Regions from separate parts of the Homo sapiens genome. Here region 1 is linked to region 2. Evidence: chromatin loops called from intact Hi-C (ENCODE). Cell type or tissue: psoas muscle. All regions are shown on one strand.

Region 1 (5,000 bases), 100 kb after region 2:
TACTGTAAGAACAGCCAAGGAGGTTGATGCTCAAGTTTCCTTAACTAAAATAATGGTAACAATTCACAGAGACTGAGCAGTCCAACTCAGCTGGAGTGAATGAAAACTACAAGAAAGTTAACTGAACTAGTTCTCCATTAAATTTTGATTAGGCAGCCAGGCGAGGTGGCTCACGCCTATAATCCCAGCACTTTGGGAGGCCGAGGTGGGCAGATCATGAGCTCAAGAGATCGAGACCATCCTGGCAAACATGATGAAATCCTGTCTCTACTAAAAATACAAAAATTAATTGGGCATGGTGGCGTGTGCCTGTAGTCCCAGCTACTCAGGAGGCTGAGGCAGGAGAATCACTTGAACCCGGGAGGCAGAGGTTGCAGTCAGCCAAGATCGCGCCACTGTACTCCAGCCTGACAACAGAGATTCCGTCTCAAAAAAAAAAAAAAAAAAAAACACCAACTAATCAGTCCTGCTGGGCGCGGTGGCTCACACCTGTAATCTCAGCACTTTGGGAGGCCAAGGTGGGTGGATAAGAGGTCAGGACATCCAGACTACCATGGCTAACACAGTGAAACCCGGTGGTACGTGCCTGTATTCCCAGCCACTCCAGAGGCTGAGGCAGGAGAATCTCTTGAACCTGGGAGGCAGAGGTTGCAGTGAGCGGAGATCGCGCCACTGCACTCCAGCCTGGGTGACAGAGCAAGACTCTGTCTCAAAAATAAATAAATAAATAAATAAAAATTAATCAGTCTAGGGACGGGTGACGTGACTCACGCCTGTAATCTAAACACTTTGGGAGGCCAGGGCGGGGTGGATCACTTGTGGTCAGGAGTTCGAGACCAGCCTGAGCAACACAGTGAGTCTCTACAAAAAATACAAAAATTAGCTGGAAGTGGTAGCGTGCGCCTGTAATTCCAGCTACTCAGGAGGCTGAGGCACAAAAATCGCTTGAACCCGGGAGGCGGAGGTTGCAGTGAGCTGAGATCACGTCACTGTACTCCAGCCTGGGTGACTGAGTGAGACTCCGTCTCAAAAAATAATAATAATAAATTTTTTTTTGCTTAGACCTCTATCTTATTTCCATTTTTAAAGAGTACCATTAGCATGAAGCATAGTAAATACCTACAAGTACTATGTGACTGGTTAGGGACTTTCAACCTAAATGTGTATCCACTTCTAATTCCACAAAAGAACACTATTTCCAATAAAGATTATGTGGAGCACACATATTCTCCCCTACTTCCCAGACTGATATTGCATTGAATCTTGTGCTTTTTTGTTCTTATGTTAACTCACCTCTGAAGAAATACTGTTTCTAGTAATACTGACCAAACATCAGCCATCTGACAACAGCCAGATCATGTAAAGAAAAGAATAAAACTGTATGCTTGCTAGGTATGTAATACAGGTGTTCCCTGACTTACGATGGTTTAACTTAAGATTTTTTGACGTTACAATGGTGTACACGTAATATGCATCAGTGGAAACTGCAATGAGTACACGCACAACCATTCTGGTTTTCACTTTCAGTAGTCATTAAGTTACATGTGATATTTAACATTTTTATTATAAAACAGCTTTGTGTTAGATAATTTTACCCAACTGCAGACTAACGGATTCTGAGCATGCTTAAGGTAGGTGAGGCTAATCTATGATGTTTGGTGGGTTAGGTGTATTAACTGCACTTTTTTTTTTTTTTTTTTTGAGACAAAGTCCCACTCTTGTCCCCCAGGCTGGAGTGCAATGGCGCAATCTCGGCTTGCTGTAACCTCTGTCTCCCGGGTTCAAGCGATTCTCCTGCCTCAGCCTCCCGAGTAACTGGGATTACAGGCGCCTGCCACCATACCTGGCTAATTTTTGTATTTTAGTAGAGACGGGGTTTCACCATGTTCGCCAGGCTGGTCTCGAACTCCTGACCTCAGGTGATCTGGCCGTCTCGGCCTCCCAAAGTGCTGGGATTACAGGCGTGTGCCACAGCGCCCAATCTTTTTTTTTTTTTTTTTGAGACAAGGTCTCACTCTGTCTTCCAGGCTGGAGTGCAGAGGCATGATCTTGGCTCACTACAACCTCCACTTCCTGGGCTCAAGCAATCCTTCTACCTCACCCTCCCAAGTAGTTGGGACTACAGGTGTGCACCATCATGCCCAGCTAATTTTTAAATTTTTTGTAGAGATGAGGTCTCACTATATTGCTCAAGCTGGTCTTGAACTCCTGGGCTCAAGCGATCCTCCCACCTTGGTCTCGCAAAGTGCTGGGGTTACAGGCGTGAGTGACCGCACCAGGCCTTAACTACGTTTCCAACTTACGATACTTTCAATTTATCATAGGTTTATCAGGGCACAGTCCCATCTGTATTATAAAAACTAAAAAGGTAATGTGATGAGTTAATTACATATTTCATTTGAATATATATTTGACAGTGGTTAGAGGATCAGCTAGATCTTGACCACAACTTCAGAACGCCATTTATTGAGACCACTTATAATGCAAATTTCACATTATTGAAATAATAAGTAATATAAATGCTTGAGAAAATGGTATTATTTTTTCTTGGTATTCTTTCTATATTAAAAACTTATTTTGACCAGGCATGGTGGCTCACACGTGTAATCCCAGCACTTTGGGAGACCAAGGCAGGCAGATTGCTTAAGCTCAGGAGTTTGAGACCAGCCTGACCAACATGGCAAAATCTCATCTCTACTAAAAGTGCAAAAAAAATAGCTGGGCATGGTGGCACACGACTGTAATTCCAGCTACTCGGGAAGGTGAGGCACAAGAATCACCTGAGCCTGGCAGGTGGAGGTTGCAGTGAGCCAAGATCGCACTACTATGGCTCCAGCCTGGGCAACAGAACAAGAACCTGTCTCAAAAAAAAAAAGTTGCTTTTTTTTTTTTAATTTTTTTTTTTTGAGACGGCGTCTCGCTCTGTCGCCCAGGCTGGAGTGCAATGGCGTAATCTCAGCTCATTGCAACCTCCGCCTCTCGGGTTCAAGCAATTCTCCTGCCTCAGCCTCCCGAGTAGCTGGGACAACAGGCGCCCGCCACCATGCCCAGCTAATTTTTATACTTTTAATAGAGACGGGGTTTCACCATGTTGGCCAGGATGGTCTCGATCTCTTGACCTCGCGATCCACCCACCTTGGCCTCCCAAAGTGCTGGGATTACAGGTGTGAGCCACCGCGCCCGGCAAAAGCTGCATTTTTTGTTGTGCTTTAAAAAATTAGATCTGCCGGGTGCAGTGGCTCACGCCTGTAATCCCAGCACTTTGGGAGGCTGAGGTGGGTGGAGTACCTGAGGTCAGGAGTTCGAGACCAGCCTGACCAACATAATGAAACCCCCATCTCTACTAAAAATACAGAAAATTACCTGGGCATGGTGGCAGGCGCCTATAATCCCAGCTACTAGGGAGGCTGAGGCAGGAGAATCGCTTGAACCCGGGAGGCGGAGGTTGTAGTAAGCTGAGATCACGCCATTGCACTCCAGCCTGGGCAACAAGAGCAAAACTCCATCTCAAAAAAAAAAAAAAAAAAAAAAAAATTAGATCTACATTTGGGAAGCTTCTTTTATATAACCCCAGTCAACTGTGACTAAGAATACTGAATAATAATGAAGTTTCTTATCTCCCTGCAGTTACTATTCATGATAATGTACAAGGAAAGTTATAGTATTAAAGAAAAGTTTTAACCAGTCCTAGGAGAACGCCAAGATACATCAGGTTGCTTTTCTACAAGTGGGTGGCAGAAATAAGTTGTGATATGATTTTGTTTAATATGACCTTCTTTTCTTTACATGAAACACATGCAAACGATTTTCAAAAAGCTGATAAGGACGAATGTCGGGAAAGGGTATTGGCAATGCAGTGCTCGTTTTAAAAAATAAATGCAGGCCAAGTGCAGTGGGAAAGGGTATTGGCAATGCAGTGCTCGTTTTAAAAAATAAATGCAGGCCAAGTGCAGTGGCTCATGCCTGTAATCCCAGCACTCTGTGAGGCTGATGCAAGCACATCACAAGGTTAGGAGATCGAGACCATCCTGGCTAACACGGTGAAACCCTGTCTCTACTAAAAATACAAAAAATTAGCCAGGTGTGGTGGCAGGTGCCTGTAGTCCCAACTACTCAGGAGGCTGAGGCAGGAGGATGGCGTGAACCCAGGAGGCGGAACTTGCAGTGAGCCAAGATCGCACCACTGAACTCCAGCCTAGGTGACAGAGTGAGACTCTGTCTCTAAATAAACAAATAAATAAATAAATGCATCTTTAATGTCTGTGTTTAATCATGTCATAGCTTTACTTTCTACATATCAGAGAAGGAAGAATGACCCATTTCTGGGGGCGGAGGTAGGGTGCGGTTAAAAGCTTGCTGATCCAGTGTTTTAGATGTCAACTTACAATTTGGTGCCAGATTTTCATCTTAGGAGACACTTATTCATATTTGCCTAACAATGAGTACAATAATAGTTGCAGTATAAATTCTAGACTGAAACACTACTAAATTATTACTGTTGAACTAGATTAAAATTCATAGGCATTCCTGTTTAATAAACCCAATATAAAAAACTGATTAGGCTGGGTGCAGTGGCTCATACCTGTAATCCCAGCACTTTGGGAAGCCAAGGTCCAGGAGTTTGAGACCAGCCTGGGCAACATGGCGAAATCCCATCTCTACAAAAAAATACAAAAATTGGCCAGACGCGGTGGCTCACACCTGTAATCAATCCCAGCACTTTGAGAGGCCGAGGCAGGTGGATCACCTGGGGTCATGAGTTCAAGACTAGCCTGACCAACATGGTGAAACCCCGTTTCTACTAAAAATACAAAAATTAGCCAGGCGTGGTGGTTGGCACCTGTAATCCCAGCTACTAGGGAGGCTGAGGCAGGAGAATCACTTTAACCTGGGAGGCAGAGGTTGCAGTGAGCTGAGATGGCGCCACTGCACTCCAACCTGGGTGACAGAGCGCAAGACTCCATCTTAAAAAAAAAAAAAAAATAGCCAGATATGGTGGC
Region 2 (5,000 bases):
TGAGGTGATAAGAAAAAGCTCAGAAAGGTTGTGTTTGCTTAAAGTACCTGGTTAATAATCTGGCTCCAGATACCTGTTTTAAGCACTAAGCTATAACACGTGCCCTTTCTTTCTTTTTTTTTGTTTTTTTTGAGACAGAGTCTCACTCTGTCAGCACACTGGAGTGCAATGGTGTGCTCTTGGCTTACCGCAACCTCTGCCTCCCGAGTAGCTGGGACTACAGGCGCACGCCACCATGCCCAACTAATTTTTATATTTTTAGTAGAGACAGGGTTTCACCATGTTGGCCAGGATGGTCTTAACCTCTTGACCTCGTGATCTGCCTGCCTCGGCCGCCCAAAATGCTGGGATTACAGGCGTGAGTCTTCATGCCTGGCCTTATTTTCTTTTTGAAAATAAGACTTCATAAAAATCTAATTGTTTATGTATAAACTGTACTACCCTGTTCAGAAATCCTAGTTACCTCTAGTCATTTCACTTTAGTATGTCCCATAATTGTAATTTGGGCAAGTGGTAAAACAAATTATCTATTCTGAACTATAGAATATATCCATAAAACAGAGTTGCCTTCAATTCCCACTTTATATCAATTATTTTTTTAAAATATGTATTTTTTTTTGATTACTTGACATGCTTATTATAAGAAATTTACCTCAGAGCTTTTAGAGACATGTTTGTTATTGATGTACAGGAAGCCAAGTCAAGGTGCCTGAGTTTGGAACAGAACTTGCTAAGGCTAGTACATGTACTGAAAAATGGAAAAAGGAGAAAATAATGAATAAACAAGACAAGTACACATCCTTGGTATATCAGACACTGTTCTTATTAAACACATGTGTATATATAAGAACTGTAAAATTTTCATACCCCTAAAAAAGCAGTTATATATCCTACGACCCTTCACATTGAGGAAGAGACAGATACCATTCACAAAGAAAAAAGGCTGTGCTGCATATGAGAATTTGAATGAGGGGAAGATGGTGTTTGATTCACATTTTAAAATGTTAACAGCAATTGACAACATGATACTTAATGTGAGTTCGAAGAGATCTATATGCATTTTGCAAATCCAGAAACACCAGAAGCTAATGGCTATCTACCAGACGTAGTCAAACATGAAGAAGAAACGCTCTGCATGTTTTTTCACTTAAATCCCTACTCAAGATAACCTTTTGCATAACACTAATGTAGGAACTGGATTTTTGCAAGGTATACAAAGGATGGACTGGTCTGGTATTGGGCTGAAAAAAGTAAGTTATGTATTAAAGACTTTTTTCTGCTGGTCAAGTTCTCATTTTAATATTTAACAGATCATGGAAAACTTCAAATATAAACAAGAGTAAATAATACAGAGAACCCACATGTACCATCAGTAAACTTCAACATTTATCAATACTGTTTTTCTTTTTGAGACAATCTTGCTCTGTTGCCCAGGCTGGAGAGCAGTGTTGCAATCTAGGCCCACTGCAACCTCCATTTCCGGGTTCAAGCAATTCTCATGCCTCAGCCTCCTAAGTAGCTGGGACCACAGACACACACCACCACACCTAGCTAATTTTTCATATTGTTTGTAGAGATGGGGTTTTGCCATGTTAGCCAGGCTGGTCTCCAACTCCGGGCCTCAAGTGTTCCGCGTGCCTCAGCCTCCCAAACTGCTGGGATTACAAGTGTGAGCCACTGTGCCTGGCCCAACATTTATCAATATTCTACTATTAAATATTTTTATTTCTTGGGAGGCTGAGGTGGGTGGATCACCTGAGGTCAGGAGTTCTAGACCAGCCTGACCAACATTGTGAAACCCTGTCTCTACTAAAAATACAAAATTAGCTGAGCGTGGTGGCACATGCCTGTAATCCCAGCTACTTGGAAGGCTGAGGCAGAAGAATGGCTTGAGCCCAGGAGGCGGAGGTTGCAGCGAGCCAAGATTGCACCATTGCACTCCAGCCTGGGCAACAAGAGTGAAACTCTGTCTCAAAAAAAAAATTTTTTTTATGCCATCTCTTCTTCCCCCCTTTTTTATTCCAGGATTTTAAAGCCAATTCCACACATATCATTTTACCTGTAAATATTTCAGTATCTATTTCTTTTTTTTTTTTTTTTTTTTGAGACAGAGTCTTGTTCTTGTCGCTCAGGCTGGTGTGCAGTGGCACGATCTTGGCTCAATGCAACCTCCGCCTCCTGGGTTCAAGCAATTCTCTTGCCTCAGCCACCCAAGTAGCTGGGATTACAGGCGCCTGCCACCATGCCCAGCTAATTTTTCTATTTTTAGTAGAGACGGGTTTTCACCATGTTGGCCAGGCTGGTCTTGAACTCCTGACCTTGTGATCTGCCCGCCTCGGCCTCCCAAAGTGCTGAAATTACAGGCATGAGCCACCACGCCCGGCCTTGGTATCTATTTCTAATAGGTAAATACTTTAATTTATTAATATCATCTGATACTGAAATGTGCTAACTTTTCTCCAATTATATCATAAATGTTTTTGACAAGTTGATTTGTTCAAATTAGGATCCAAACAAGAGTCACACATTCTCTTTGGCTGATATGTCTCCTAGGTCTTTGTGTGGGCCAATGTTTTCATTTCCTTTTTCTTTTTTTGTTACAGACAGGGTCTCACTCTGTCACCCTGGCTGGAATGCAGTGGCACTATCATAACTCAATGTAACCTCCAACTCCTGGGCTCAAGCGATCTCCCACTTCAGCCTCCTGAGTAGCAAGGACTACAGATACATGCCATCACACCTAATTAAAAAAATTTTTTTGTAGAGACAGGGTCTAACTATGATGCCCAAGCTAGTCTCGAACTTTTGGCCTCAAGTGATCCTCTTGCCTTGGCCTTCCAGAGTGCTGGGATTACAAGCATGATCCACCACACCCGGCTTGTTTTCATTTCTTTTGGGTAGAGTCCTAGGAATGAAATTGCTAGATCCTATGGCAAGGTTATGTTTGACTTTGAAGAGAACTGCCAAACTGTTTCCCAAATTGGCCGTACCATTTTACATTCCCGCCAGAAATTCATGAGGGACCCAGTTTTTCCAAATCCTTGTCAACACTTGGCATTGTCTCTCTTTTTGAATACAGCTATCTTAGTGTGTATGGTGTGGAATTGCATTGTGGTTTTACTTTACAATTCTGTAATGAAAACTTTTTTTTTTTTTTTTTTTGAGATGGACTCTGTCACCCGGGCTGGAGTGCAGTGGCATGATCTCAGCTCACTGCAACCTCTGCCTCCCAGGTTCAAGTGATTCTTCTGCCTCAGCCTCCAGAGTAGCTGGGACTACAGGCGCACACCAACACACCCAGCTAATTTTTTTTGTAGTTTTAGTAGAGACGGGGTTTCACCAAGTTAGTCAGGCTGGTCTCAAACTCCTGACCTCAAACGATCCGCCCACCTTGGCCTCCCAAAGTGCTGGGATTGCACACATGGTGAGCCACCGCACCTGGTGTAAATACCTTTTCTTATGCTTATTTGCCATTCCTATGTCTTCGGTGAAATGTCTATCCAAGACTTCAGCCCATTTTTGTTCGTTTAATTGTCTTCTCATTATTAATTCTAAGAGCTTTCTATATACTCTTGAGAGAAGCACTGTTATTAGATATATGACCTGCAAATACTTTCTCCCAGTCTGTGTCCTGTCTTTTCATTTTCTTTCTTTTCTATCTTTTAAATTAGAGTTGGAGTCTTGCCAGAAACACCAGTCAGGCTAGATTTGCTCTTCTGGGCTTAAGTGATCCTCCTGCCTCAGCCTCCCAAGTAGTTGAGACTACAGGTATAGGTCATGGTCCCTGGCCTTTTCCGATTATTATTTTTTTAATTTTTTCCCCCTCAGACAATCAGGTGAAGTGACCTTTTTTGTTTTTTTAAGTTAATGGTATCTTTAGACGCATAATTTTTTTTTTCCTAAGACACAGTCTTGCTTTGTCACCCAGGCTGGAGTGCAGTGGCGCGATCTCGGATCACTGCAACCTCTGCCTCCCAGGTTCAAGCGATTCTCCTGCCTCAGCCTCCAGAGTAGCTGGGAGGCACGTGCCGCCACACTCGGCTAATTTTTTGTATTTTTAGTAGAGACAGGGTTTCACTGTGTTAGTCAGGATGTTTTCAAACTCTTGACCTTGTGATCTGCCCACCTCGGCCTCCCAAAGTGCTGGGATTACAGGCGTGAGCCACCGTGCCTGGCAGAAGCATAAAGGTTTTTAATTTTAATGAGGTACAATTTATCATTTTTTTCTTTATAGCTTGTCTATGTGTGGGCTCCTTTCTAGGCACTTTATTTTAATCCACTGACTGATATGTTTATGCTTATAGCACCAGCACATTGCCCTGATGAACGTTCCTGTAATAATAACCCTTCAAATCAGGTAGTATAAGTCCCCAAACTTCACTGTCCATCAAAATTGATTTCGTTATTCTAGAACCTCTGCATTTGCACATGAATTTAGAATCAGCCTTTCAATTTCAACAAAAAAACCTATTGGGATTTTTTATTGGAACTGCACTGAATCTGTAGAACAATTTAAGGAAAACAAGTATCTTAACAATATTGAGTTTTTAGGCCAGTCTCAGTGGCTCAGGCCTGTAATCCCAACACTGTGGGAGGCTGAGGCAGGCAGGCTGCTGGAGCCCAGAGTTTGAGACCACCTTGGGCAACATGGTGAAATTATCTCTCTACCCAAAATAGAAAAATTAGCCAGGCATGGTGACACACACCTGTAGTCCCAGCTACTTGGGAGGCTGAGGTGGGAGCCCAGGAGATGGAGGGTGCAGTGAGCTGTGGTTGTGCCACCACTGCATTCCAGCCTGGACGACAGAGAAAGACCCTATCTCAAGAAACAAACAAAAAAAAAACCCAAACTATAACAATACTGAGTTTCTAAATCTATATGTATGAGGCCAGGAGTGGTGACTCACGCCTGTAATCCCAGCACTTTGGGAGGCCGAGGCAGGCAGATCAGTTGAGGCCAGTAGTTCAAGACCAGCCTGGCCAAAATGGTGAAACCCTGC

Evidence for each region. Hi-C counts contacts between places; a loop is a spot of excess contacts. Peaks named below come from ENCODE experiments on the same cell type or tissue, not always from the same donor. Only the 100,000 strongest peaks of a DNase experiment are listed, where the experiment ranks them.
Region 1: it touches region 2 in a loop (3-fold over the local background); 13 of 110 quality-filtered maps call a loop at or near these places.

Annotation. Positions count from the first base shown.
Region 1 is chr17:39,385,596-39,390,595 of GRCh38, forward strand. The region is part of intron 1 of FBXL20 (F-box and leucine rich repeat protein 20); the gene reads right to left. Among named protein-coding and RNA genes, the nearest start is that of FBXL20, 14 kb to the right of the region's middle. In psoas muscle, no CTCF peak of the experiment used is centred here; no DNase peak of the experiment used is centred here.
Region 2 is chr17:39,284,826-39,289,825 of GRCh38, forward strand. It overlaps FBXL20 (F-box and leucine rich repeat protein 20), which reads right to left. Exons shown (of 15, transcript NM_032875.3): 7 at 653-748. Among named protein-coding and RNA genes, the nearest start is that of MIR548BC, 10 kb to the right of the region's middle. In psoas muscle, no CTCF peak of the experiment used is centred here; a DNase peak (open chromatin) is centred at 1,896; H3K27ac peaks cover 4,004 bases.